Regions from separate parts of the Homo sapiens genome. Here region 2 is linked to region 1. Evidence: read pairs that join two places in POLR2A ChIA-PET (ENCODE). Cell type or tissue: PC-9. All regions are shown on one strand. Links, peaks and the distances in the headings refer to the core of each region. The heading gives the core; the rest is flanking DNA. Region 1 has its middle 11 kb from the start of IER5L. Region 2 has its middle 58 kb from the start of LINC00963.

Evidence for each region. ChIA-PET counts read pairs that join two places held together with the same protein. Peaks named below come from ENCODE experiments on the same cell type or tissue, not always from the same donor. Only the 100,000 strongest peaks of a DNase experiment are listed, where the experiment ranks them.
Region 2: POLR2A ChIA-PET joins it to region 1 with 5 read pairs; 10 of 35 experiments call an interaction of 5 or more read pairs at or near these places.

The regions. Positions count from the first base shown.
Region 1 is chr9:129,164,214-129,170,476 of GRCh38, reverse strand. No RefSeq gene overlaps it. Among named protein-coding and RNA genes, the nearest start is that of IER5L, 11 kb to the left of the region's middle. RefSeq lists an enhancer at 2,191-3,180. In PC-9, for the core only: no CTCF peak of the experiment used is centred there; DNase peaks (open chromatin) are centred at 2,236 and 3,296; H3K4me3 peaks cover 1,692 bases; H3K27ac peaks cover 2,769 bases.
Region 2 is chr9:129,543,390-129,549,652 of GRCh38, reverse strand. No RefSeq gene overlaps it. Among named protein-coding and RNA genes, the nearest start is that of LINC00963, 58 kb to the right of the region's middle. RefSeq lists an enhancer at 1,038-1,538. In PC-9, for the core only: no CTCF peak of the experiment used is centred there; no DNase peak of the experiment used is centred there.

The DNA of each region.
Region 1 (6,263 bases), core at 897-5,896:
GCAGGAAGAGGCAAACATACTCAGGAAATATTTTCAGAACTTGGGCTGAAACTAAAGAGGAAGAGGCAAAGCTCAGTGGACAGAGCACTGGACCAGGAGTACAGAGACCCAGACACAGGTTCTGGCTCAGCCACAGACTTAAATTGGGCCCTGGGATGAGTCACTTCCCTAAGGGGCCCATATTCCCTCATCTGTAAAGACAGAGTGAGAAGACAGAAGGTTCTAAGCCAGCTCTGATATTCCAAGAGTCAGAAAAGAAACCATTGCTTCCAGCTTTCTGATGATCTGAGGCTTTGTGTCCCATCCGAGTAAGAAAAACACAGGTAGAGGCTGGGCGCGGTGGCTCACACCTGTAATCCCAGCACTTTGGGAGGCCGAGGCAGGTGAATCACAAGGTCAGGGGTTTGAGACCAGCCTGGTCAACATGGTGAAACCCCGTCTCTACTAAAAATACAAAAAATTAGCTGAACGTAGTGGCAGGTGCCTGTAATCCCAGCCACTTGGGAGGCTGAGGCAGGATAATCGCTTGAACCCGGGAGATGGAGGTTGCAGTGAGCCAAGATCTTGCCACTGCATTCCAGCCTGGGTGACAGAGTGAGACTCCGTCTCAGAAAAAAAAAAAAGAAAAGAAAAACACAGGTAGAAGGACCATGGTGATATCCAAAAGAAAAAATGCACATATATATATATATATATATATATTTTTTTTTTTTTTTTTTTTTTTTTGAGACAGAGTTTAGTTCTTGTCACCCAGGCTGGAGTGCAGTGGTGCAATCTCGGCTCACTGCAACCTCCACCTCCCAGGTTTAAGCAATTCTCCTGCCTCAGCCTCCCGAGTAGCTGCGATTACAGGCGTGTGCCACCACGCCTTGTTAATTTTTTTATATTAGTAGAGACGGGGTTTTCACCATGTTGGCTAGGCTGGTCTCAAACTCCTGACCTCACTAGCCTCGGCCTCCCAAAGTGCTGGGATTACAGGCGTGAGCCACTGTGCCACCTATATTTACAGATTGTGTAACTGAACTAGATATAAAGTGGATATCAGTAAATATATTTACTCCAATAAAAAAGAAAAACACAGGTACCAATATCAAATTCCATGTCTACCTGTGAGTGTGGTTATCTGCCTGTTTCATTCATTCAGTAAATGCATTCAGGCAAGGCCCGGTGGCTTACACCTGTAATCCCAGCACTTTGGGAAGCCGAGGCAGGAGGCTAGCTTGAGCCCAGGAGTTCGAGACCAGTCTGGGCAACATGGTGAGACCCTGCATCTACAAAAAATAAATTAGCCAGGCATGGTGGTGCCCGCCTGTAGTCCCAGCTACTTGGGAGGCTGAGGCAAAAGGATGGCTTGAGCCCAGGAGGTCGAGGCTGCAGTGAGCCATGATTGCACCACTGCGCTCCAGCCTTAGTGACAGTGAGACCTTGTCTCAAAAAATAAATATACACACATTCACCCATTCAAATATTTATTGAGTACCTATATATGCCAGGCACTGTGCTAGGCACCAAGGATGCAGCCATGAACAAGACAAACGAAGGGCCCTCCCCTCATAGAGCTTACATTCTAGTGGTGGGGGGAGGTGTGCAGACAATACACAAGGCAACAAACAAGTAGATAAGTGTTTCAGGAAAATAAACACAGTGCTAGAAAAATTGGTAAGGGCCCGTGGCTCATGCCTGTAATCCCAGCACTTTGGGAGGCCGAGGTGAGCTGATCAGTTGAGGCCAGGAGTTTAAGACCGGCCTGGCCAACATGGTGAAACCCCGTCTCTACCAAACATACAAAAATTAGCCTAGCGTGGAGGCGCGTGCCTGTAATCCCAGCTACTCGGAAAGTGAGACAGGAGAATCACTTGCACCTAGGAAGCAGCTGCTGGAGTGAGCCAAGATCACAGCACCATTGCACCCCAGCCTGGATGACAGAACGAGACTCAAAAAAAAAAAGTCTCAAAAAAAAAGAAAGGACTGGTTGGAGGGGGAGGGGGTGGGGGTGGCACCAGTTTAGATATTTTGATCAGAGAAGGTGATATTTCAACTGACACCTGAACAGATCAGCTCTATTAGTATACGACAGGCTATGCTGCAGTAACAAATTAATCCCTGCATCTCAAAGATTTAACACAAGGATTTCTTTCTCTTTTAAGATCTCCAGCAGGTAGAAAGGATTTGTTTCTTGACCATGCAAAGTCTGAGTCAGACTGCCAGGTCTCCTAGGCTGCTGCCCTCCATACGGTGACTCAGCAATTCAGCCTGCGTCTATCTCAACACAAGGCTTCCAGAATCTCCACCGTGGCACAGAATGAGAGCTGGGGAGTCCTGCAAGGGCTCTTCATGGCCTCAGCCTGGAAGTGATTCTCCTCACTCACACTCAGAGCACATTGGCCAGAATGAGTCCCAGGCCCTCATCTAACTGCAAGGGGGCTGGGAAAAGCAGTTTTCTTGGGTAACTGGGAAGGAAAGGCGAGTACACATGGATGAGCGCTAGAAGTCTCTACCATAGCAGCTGGACAAACAACGGTGGAGGAGCATTCCAGGCAGAAGGAACGGAAAAGGTGAAGACTAAACACATGAGGCCAGGCGCGGTGGCCCACGCCTTAATCCCAGCACTTTGGGAGGCCAAGGCGAGCAGATCACCTGAAGTCAGGGTGAGACCAGCCTGGCCAGCATGGCGAAACCCTGTCTCTACTAAAAATACAAAAATTGGCTGGGCATGCTGGTGTGTGCACCTGTAATCCCAGCCACTTGGGGGACTGACAGAGGAGAATCGCTTGAACCCGGGAGGCGGAGGTTGCAGTGAGCCAAGATCACACCATTGCACTCTAGCCAGGGCAAGAAGAACGAAACTCCGGCAAAAAAAAAAAAAAAAAAAAAAGAAGAAGAAAAGAAAGGAGAGAGAGAGAAAAAAAAGAAAATGAATAAATTTAGCATGTTCATAGAACTGGCTGAGAGAGAGGGCAAGTGGGAGAGGCAGGAGATGGGGCCAGAAAGAAAAGCAGGAGGTGCTCAGATTGTATTCTAATCACAGTGGATGAGAGTTCCATCCGGGGCATCAGTCAGAGCTGGATTCCAATCCCAGCTTTGCCCCTGTAGGATCGAGGGAGCAGCCTGACTTTTCTGAGACTCAGTCTCCTCAAAGGAAGCTGGGACCAGTTACAACCTGTGAAGGTCTTCCTGCTCCGTGCCCAATGCACAACACGCAGAACTAGTGGCAACTATGAACGTTATAGGAACTTCCTTCCTCTCCCGGGTCAGGGACGGGAGGGGAGGGTGCCTGAGGGAGGGAGGGGGCGGGGAGTACGCCAGTATAAACACACCCTGAGTCAGCCGCCCCAACCAGTTTTCCTAGTTGTGCGGGGCCAGCTGGGGCTCCAGACCAATCCAGGATCTGCCCCTCTTCCCCCAGAGACTATGCCCCACAAACACACCCATCCAAGGGACCCTCAGCAAAGACGGAACATGGGAGAGCATCCCAAGCTATGTGAGGGTTCCTTGTGGAGCACTCCTCATTGTAAGTTGTTAAATATCAGATGAGTGACTGTGAGACTGTGGACCACCAGGCACAAGGCCAAGCACCGGAGGGATTCCCAGGGCCATCTCTACCCAGGACCACCCCTACCCAGGGTGCCCGTCCAAAGCCCAGGCTGGCAGTTCCAAGCTCAGCCTCCAAAGCCACATAGAGCTCAAGACAAACCATGCTCTGCTGCTTTTTTTTTTCTTTTTTTTTTTTTTGAGACACAGTTTTGCTCTTGTTGCCCAGGATCTCAGCTCACCGAAACCTCCGCCTCCCAGGTTCAAGCAATTCTACTGCCTGAGCCTCCTGAGTCCCGAGTAGCTGGGATTACAGGCATGCGCCACCACACCCGGCTAATTTTGTATTTTTAGTAGAGACGGGGTTTCTGCATGTTGGTCAGGCTGGTCTCAAACTCCCGACCTCAGGTGATCCACCCGCCTCGGCGTCCCAAACTGCTGGGATTACAGGGGTAAGCCACCACGCCTGGCCAGCTCTGCTGCTTTCTAGGTGACAATAAGCTCTTTCCTTCACCTCCCTGAGCCTCCAGTCCCTTGTCTGCAAAATGAAGACATGCATGGGGGCACCTGCCTGTGCAGTAAGGCTGCTACAGCTCAGAGTCTGACATACAGTGAGTGCCCAGTAAATGAGAGCTGCAATATTGGCACTGGTCAGCTCTGCCCAGATAACTTTTCATTGCAAAATGCATGACAGTTTTCCTACTGACTCTCCTGTTGAACAAAATTATGACTTAACAGGCCAGGCGTAGTGGCTCACACCTGTAATCCCAGCACTTTGGGAGGCCGAGGCTGGAGGATCCCTTGAGTCCAGAAGTCTAAGACCAGCTTGCGCAACATAGTGAAACTCCGTCTCAACAAAAAATACAAAAATTACACTTTGGGAGGCCGAGGCGGGCGGATCACAAGGTCAGGGGTTTGAGACCAGACTGGCCAATATAGCGAAACCCCGTGTCTACTAAAAATACAAAAAATGAGATGGGCATGGTGGCAGGCACCCGTAATCCCAGCTACTTGGGAGGCTGATGCAGGAGAATCGCTTGAACATGGGAGGCAGAGGTTGCAGTGAGCTGAGATCATGCCACTGCACTCCAACCCAGGCGACAGTGCAAGACTCCATCTCAAAAAAAAAAAAAATTAGCCAGGCATGTTGGTGCACACCTATAGTCCCAGCTACTAGGGAGGTTGAGGTTGGAGGATCACTTGAGCCTGGTAGATCTAGGCTACAGTGAGCTGTGATTGTGCCTCTGCACTCCAGCCTGGGAGACAGAGCAAAACCCTGTCTCAAAAGAAAAAAAAGTAACATGCATCTTTTCCAGCGGGACCCAATCAAGATCTTTTTACTCTGGAGTTGGGGGAAGAGACAGGAGGAAGTGCCTTAGAAACTTTGTTGGATTTTTTTGTCTTTCCATAGATTAGGACTCATATTTTTTAAAAGATTAGTCCCCAGGAAGGTGTCTGATTATCTTCAGGACCTGGCTGTGCCTGACAGTCAACATTCACTCAGGATAGATGCTTGATGATTGAATGAATGAATGAAGTGATGGATGAATGAATGAATGAATGAATGGACTCCATTCTAGGGAGTGGCTTAAAGAGGAAACAGTAAGATATTGCTCTGCCTATCCTCCTCCAATCAGACCCTTCCCCACTACCTCTGGGCCTCTGACTCCTCCCCCTTCTGCCCCCCAAATCCAGTTATTTCCTGATGTTTCTTTTTCTTTTTTTGGAGACAGAGTCTCACTCTATTGCCCAGGCTGGAGTGCAATGGCACAATCTTGGCTCACCACAACATCCGCCTCCCAGATTCAAGTGATTCTCCTGCCTCAGCCTCCCAAGTAGCTGGGATTACAGGCTTGCGCCACCACACCCAGCTCATTTTTGTATTTTTAGTAGAGACAGGGTTTCGCCATGTTGGCCAGGCTGGTCTTGAACTCCTGACCTCAGGCAATCCGCCCATCTTGGCCTCCCAAAGTGCTGGGATTACAGGTGTGAGCCACCGTGCCCGGCCTTCCTGATGTTTCTTAAACATTCCATGCATCCTTCCTGCTGTCCTCCCAGCTCCCTGGCACCCTCCAGGCCACTACACACACACACACACATACACACACACACACACACACCACAGAGTGGAAATCCAGTACACACACACACACACACACACACACACCCCCAGTGTGGAAGTCCAGTGTCTCCTTTAACACCCACATCAAACAGCCTGGGGAGAACTGGGAAGACTGGGGAATAAAGCTTCCCTTTGTTCATAAAAAGAAATCCAGGCCTAAGACAGATAAAGGACGTGGCCCCAGAACAGGACAGATCCATGTGGGGAGGGGCAGTGAGACCTCTAGGCAACCTGCAGACATTCCAAGTTGATGGACAGCTCCAAGATTCTTTAAGCCAAGAAAGGGATTCGGGTGTCGAGATTCCTGGGCCTTGGATCCTCTCCTCTCAGGGTCCCATATTGTTCAGGCCTCAGAAACTCAGCTAAAGCTGGCTGAAGCAAAGAGCGGATTTATTTCCTGGCACAGAAACAGGGAAGTCCATGGGTGTTTCGGCTCAGGCGTAGCTGGATCCAGAGGCTCACATGATGTCATCAGGGCTTATTCGTTACCTCTCCTTGGCCTCTTCTTAGGTTTTCTCTGCGGCCAGAACAAGAAGGCCACTGGCCAGGGATCGTGCAGTCACACAGGGCCCCATGTTCAAATGAGCCCATGCTTGGAGTCTAATGCTCT
Region 2 (6,263 bases), core at 365-5,364, 380 kb before region 1:
ACCGGCCTACCCCGTGAGCCTCCTCCTATTTTTCTTTCTCTTTCTCTCTCTCCTCTCCCTCTGTTCCTGTGTGTCTGACAGCCTCTCTGTCACGCACACACATTGTATTGCTTCTGTCAGTAGACTGAATGCATTCGGTGCCACCTAGATACCAGCCAGGTCCTGGGCCTTGCACTGGGCCCTGGACGGCACCTGGGCTGAGCCGGAAACAGCCCCTGCCCTCTGAGAACTCAGGCCCTGGCAGGCAGAGTGGAGGCTGCCCAGGGAGGAGGGTAAAAGCTGAACTCTGGAGTCCAGTCAGTAGCTTTGGGTTTAAATTCCGCCCTTCCACTTCCTGGCTGGGTGTGTCCTTGGGCAAATTATACTTGGAACCTCAGCTGGCCCAGCTGTCAAATGGGAATAGAATTGTCAGTCGGCGCCACCTCATGGGGCTAGGTTGGGAGGGTTTAAGGAGATAACACCAGTAGCTCTTGGCATACACGGTCCCTTTTAGTAAGCTTCCAGCATGGAAGGAAGTACGAGGACAGAGACTGGACAAGAACCGAGGGTCCATTTGGAGTCCTTAGAATCGATGCCTTTGAGCAGACAGACTCCCCAGCAGCCCTGCAGGCATCATCAGAGAATAACCGAGTTTTCTAACCCCCTCATGTCAGACCACTATCATTCAAGCACAACCATGGGTGTGAGCCCCAGTTGGGAAAGTTTACTATTAAGGCTCTAAAAGAAGCCTGCAAATACTGGAGCCCAGTGCATAAATAGAGAGGGAGCCTCAGCTGAGACGCCTGAGCTAAGTGTCCAGGAGGCAGGGGGATTTGGGCCAGGGCTGGTGGGTGTATCATGGCACTCCAGGAACAAACAGGGAGCCAAAGGCAAAGGTCCAAAGCATGACTTCCACAAGGACACACACACACTCAGACCAACCAGGGTCAAGGCTCCAGTTCTTGTTTCACGGGTCCTGGTGGAGCCTGGCCGCTTGCCTCTGGACACAGCAGCCCGGGAAGTCACCACCTTCCGGCGGGCTGGGACAGGGTTTCCTCTGAGCCCAGCAAAGCAGCAGGCAGGACGTGCTGCTGCCTTCTGGGAGAGTTGGCCTTGCAGAGCCTGGGAAGGGGCAGACGAGGGAAGGAGGCCTGTCACATAGGGTTCTTCCAGAGATGGGTCGGGCCCTTGCAGATCTTAGAGCCTCCGTGAGATCCTGGGCTTCTCAGAGAAAGGTTTGTAGCAAGTGGGGAGGGGACAGGGCAGCCAGGAACAGCCTGTGCTCACTGCTGCATGTACATCACTCCTTGGGACCTCAAGATCTGGTTCTGGCTCTGTCCCTGAGCCAGTGGCCCTCTCCAGGCCGTGAGCCCTGGAAACTTCAGCCAATCACAAAGTGACAGTTGGCACTGAGTTGGCACTTAGGACATGCCATGAGCTTAAAGGTATTGTCTCCCAGCAATCCTAGGGAGTTGGTACTCATTACATTCCTTTCTATGGATGAGGAGACTGAAAGGCAGGGCCTGAGCTGCTGACACGCAGTCAGTCACCGGTGAAGCTGGAACTCAAAGCCAGCCTTGCCAGACACCCAGGTCTGAGCTCTTAACTGTGAGCTGCGAACCCCCTCCAAGGTGGACCCAAGAGACGTGCAGCAAGGAGTGGGCAGTGGTGAGAAGCTCCCCCACCCCCCTGCTGCCAGGCTTCCTCCAGTAATGTGCCCATTTTACAGATGAGCTACCAGGATTTCGCTTTGGTGACTTGCCCAAGGCTGCACTGCTCAAGAATGGAGTCCATAAAAAAATAAAATCTGAGCAGATTGGAGCTGCAAGGGGGCTCAGAGCTCTTCTAATCAAAGCTTATTTTCCAGTCAGGGAAACTGGTCCAAAAAAGGCCAGGCCTCCCGGGACCGACTGGAGCTCTTTCTCCATCATCTTGGGCCACACAACCCTCCCCAGTGGATCCATAGCCCGCTAACTAGTGAGTCCCATTGAGTGGAAATGGAAGGTGGATTAGGGAGAACAGCTCAATAAAAGAGTCCAAGTTTTGGCCGGGCGCGGTAGCTCACACCTGTAATCCCAGCACTTTGGGAGGCCGAGGCAGGCGGATCACCTGAGGTTAGGAGTTCGAGGAGTTCGAGACCAGCCTGGCCAACGTGATGAAACCCCATCTCTACTAAAAATACACACAAAAATATTAACCAGGCGCAGTGGTGTGCACCTGTAGTCTCAGCTGCTTGGGAGGCTGAGGCAGGAGAATCGCTTGAACCCGGGAGGTAGAGGTTGCAGTGAGCCAAGATTGTGCCATTGTAATGGCAGCAAGAATGAAACTCTATCTCAAAAAAAGAGTCCAAGATTCACCCAGGGGCGGATGAAAGAACTCCCTGAGCCCTGGTGGAATTCCCCAGCGTGGGAGAGGGAGAGTGCAGCCCATGGGGGCAGGTCACAGCCCACACTCTTCCTTCAGGATCTTCTCAGCTCCCAGAGCTACCTTGCCTTTCCTGGCCCTGTGGAGGGGAGAATGAGGGCAGAGCAGGGAAAGTGGAGGGGTCCTGGGGCCCTCTGGGGAGAGGGAGCTTCTGTTGCTGTCCCAGCTCATGGGGTGTCCCTTGATAACCAGGAGAGAAGACTTTTCCTTCGCCCCCTTTCCTTCCTTCTCTCCATTCCTCTCCTGCTCCAACAACCAGAAGTGTGAGGCGGAAGCCCTGAAGTTTCTTGGTTTTGCATCTGCAGAATAGGGGTGCTGCCCTCCACATCCTTCAGTCTAGGGTGCTAGGAGCCCAGCAGTCTGTGATCCTGCTATGGAGAGGCTGGGAGCCCAGCGCTCTGATAAGTTGAGGCTAACATTTCATGTATTCATCCTTCTGAGAGATGAGGCCCCTTATTGGTGCCAGGCCAGCCCTACACTAGGGGCTGGGGTGCAGCCATGAATGAAGGAGACCCACACCTGCCCCCGTGGAGTCCCAGGTGAGAAGGTCTAGTTCTCAGCCTGAGAGTCAAATGTTGTGAGTCTACAAGAGCCTTATTCCCACCACATGGCTCTGTCAGACCCGTGATGTTTCTGGAAGCAGGAAGGAGGAAAGAAGGAGTGGAGAAAGGTGGGGTCACACAAGGGCACTAATTTTAATGTTCACTTTCAGTGAATGTAATCTTCTGGGATCTAGCACACCTACAATTTTGAGTGCCTTAAAATGCCACTGCTAATAGACTCATAGCACTTGTGTCTTTCAGGGGACCGTTCTCTGAAGCATCACAAATGCTCTGTGAACATTCATTAATTAGGACCCAATTAAATAGTTATCATTGGCTGAAAATATATTTATTGCAACGCGTTTGACCAGCTACTGGTTTCCCGGCTGGGCCTCCACATGTGTAGTTGTGCTTGAATGATGGTGGCCTGACAGGAGGGGTTAGAACATCGGGTTATCCTCTGACAATGCCTGCAGGGCTGCTGGGGAGTCTGTCCGCTCAAGGGCATTGATTCTAAGGACTTTCAATGGACCCTCAGTTCTTACCCAGTCTCTGTCTTGGTGCCTTCTTCCATGCTGGGAGCTTACTACAAGGGACTGTGTATGCCAGAGTCTTCCAGAAGAAAAATTCAAGGTTGAGCAATAACCTGGTTGCTCACGCCTGAAGTCCTTCCCTTTCCTTTTTTTTTTTTTTGAGATGGAGTCTCGCTCTCTCACCCAGGCTGGAGTGCAGTGGCACAATCTCGGCTCACTGCAACCTCTGCCTCCCAGGTTCAAGCGATTCTCCTGCCTCAGTCTCCCGAATAGCTGGAACTACGGGCACACACCACCACACCCAGCTAAATTTTGTATTTTTAGTAGAGACGGGGTTTCACCATATTGGTCAGGCTGGTCTTGAACTCCTGACCTCAAGTGAGCCACCCGCCTCAGCCTCCCAAAGTGCTGGGATTACAGGCGTGAGCCACCATGCCCAGCCCTGAAGTCCCTTTTAACTCTGTCATTCGGTAGCCCCCGAAGTCTCTTACCCAGTGGTCTAGAGCTCCTCCCGTTCTCTGCCTTCTACTAGAGGAAATTTCCCTCTAGAGGAAGTGCTGCTTGGCCAGGCTCTGTGTTGGCATTGGGGTGGAGGATGAAGGAGATACGTCATATACTGAACTCTTAAGGCCCAGCCCTGTGTCAGACCGGGGCTGAACACCTTGCACTGAATCCGCTTAAGAGCTCTGAGAAGTAGAGAATGGGTTCCAGTACAACAGGGAGGCAAACTTGAGTTACCTGAAATTCCTCACCAAGATTTCCCCAGGGGACTGGGGAGGATGGGGGCTGCGTGGCTGGCATGGAGATCTAGGATTCTCTGGCCCTCCAAGAGCAGAACAGCAGGTGGGACCAGAAGCCCCCCACCCAAGACTGGGCTGATGTGGCACAAAGGAAGGAAGCACGTAGGATCAGCTGCTAGGGAGGTGTTTCAGAAGCAGACAGAGAAGGAAAGCTTGTTTTTAGCAGTGGCCACCAATGTGGAATTTTGAAGGTATTTGTGTAAAGGGGAACCCTGGGACCATGTGAGACACTGTGCCACTCCATCATTTTTTGAAAATGACTGGGACATTTAGTACCCTGCTTGTATTCAGGTTACATACGATGACAGACACCAAGCCGAATGTGCCTAAGGAAAAGGAGAACTTAGGAGTCCACGTGAAACAAAACAGGGATAAGGACAGGAATGGAGCAGCCCTGAGTAAGGATGAGATCATGAGACTCAAATACTTCCAGACCCCTAGCTGTTCCTGTCTTCCTTCTGCCTCTGAGAAACATCTCGGTCTCATTTCTGTCCACCGCATATGGGGTTTCTCTGGGGAGGTGGAGAGTAGGAGGGGTGATTTTTTATTTTTTTAAGTTTTATTTATTTATTTTTGAGACGGTGTCTCTGTTGCTCAGGCTGGAGTGCAGTGGCATGATCTCGGCTCACTGCAACCTCTGCCTCCCAGGTTCAAGCAATTCTCCTGCCTCAGCCTCCCGAGTAGCTGGGATTACAGGTGCGTGCCACCACACCTGGCTCATTTTTTTTTGGTTTTTTTGTTTTTTTTTTGAGATGGAGTCTTGCTCTGTTGCCCAGGCTGGAGTGCAGTGGTACCATCTCAGCTCACTGCAATCTCTGCCTCCCGGGTTCAAGCGATTCTCCTGCCTCAGCCTCCTGAGTAGCTGGGATTACAGGTGCGCACCACCACGCCTGGCTAATTTTTGTATTTTTAGTAGAGACAGTGTTTCATCCTGTTGGTCAGGCTGGTCTTGAACTCCTGACCTTGTGATCTGCCCACCTTGGCCTCCCAAAGTGCTGGGATTACAGGCATGAGCCATCGCGCCCGGCCAAAGCGTGATTTTTTAAAATGCTGATTTCTTTTCTTTAATGGCCATTGATTTATTTAGGGTTTCTCTTGTTTTTGTGTGTGTGTGTGTGTGTGTGTGTGTGTTTTGAGGCTGAGTCTCACTTTGTCGCCCAGGCTGGAGTGCAGTGGTGCGATCTCAGCTCACTGCAAGCTCCGCCTCCCGGGTTCACGCCATTCTCCTGCCTCAGCCTCCCGAGTAGCTGGGACTACAGGCGCCCGCCACCACGCCCGGCTAATTTTTTGTTTGTATTTTTAGTAGAGATGGGCTTTCACTGTGCTAGCCAGGATGGTCTTGATCTCCTGACCTCGTGATCCACCCGCCTCGGCCTCCCAAAGTGTTGGGATTACAGGCGTGAGCCACCGCACCCGACAGGGTTTCTCTTGTTTTTGAATAAACTTTGATCATTTATGCTTTCCTGTAAATTCTCTATTTCATTTATGATTCTTAAAACTTCCAGTCTATCTGTAGTTTCATACTTTTTAAAATTCCTAATGTTAGATATTTGTGCCTTTACTCTTCTTTTCCTTGATTAATCTTGCTAGATGTTCTTCTATTTTGTCATTTCAAAGAAACAGCTTTGGGCTTTATTGAATATTCTGTAATTGTTGATTTCCTTTTCATTGATGCTCTTATCTTTATTGTTTATTCCCTTCCACTGTTGTTTTTTGTTTGTTTGAAGCTTCTTTAGTTAGTTGAAAGCTTTACACATGTATGTTTTAGTCATTCTTGTTTTAAAGTAAATGCACTTAAGATTATATATTTCTCCATAAATGTCCTTTTAGTTGCATTCTGCAAATTTTGTTTTGTATTGAGCAAATATTTCATATTGAGCAAATATTTCATAATTCCCATTGGGATTTCTGTTGTCTTTGAGTGGGCTCAGTGAATAACTTCCCTTTTCCTTCCTGGATTCTGAACTAACTGAGAGATAAGGCAA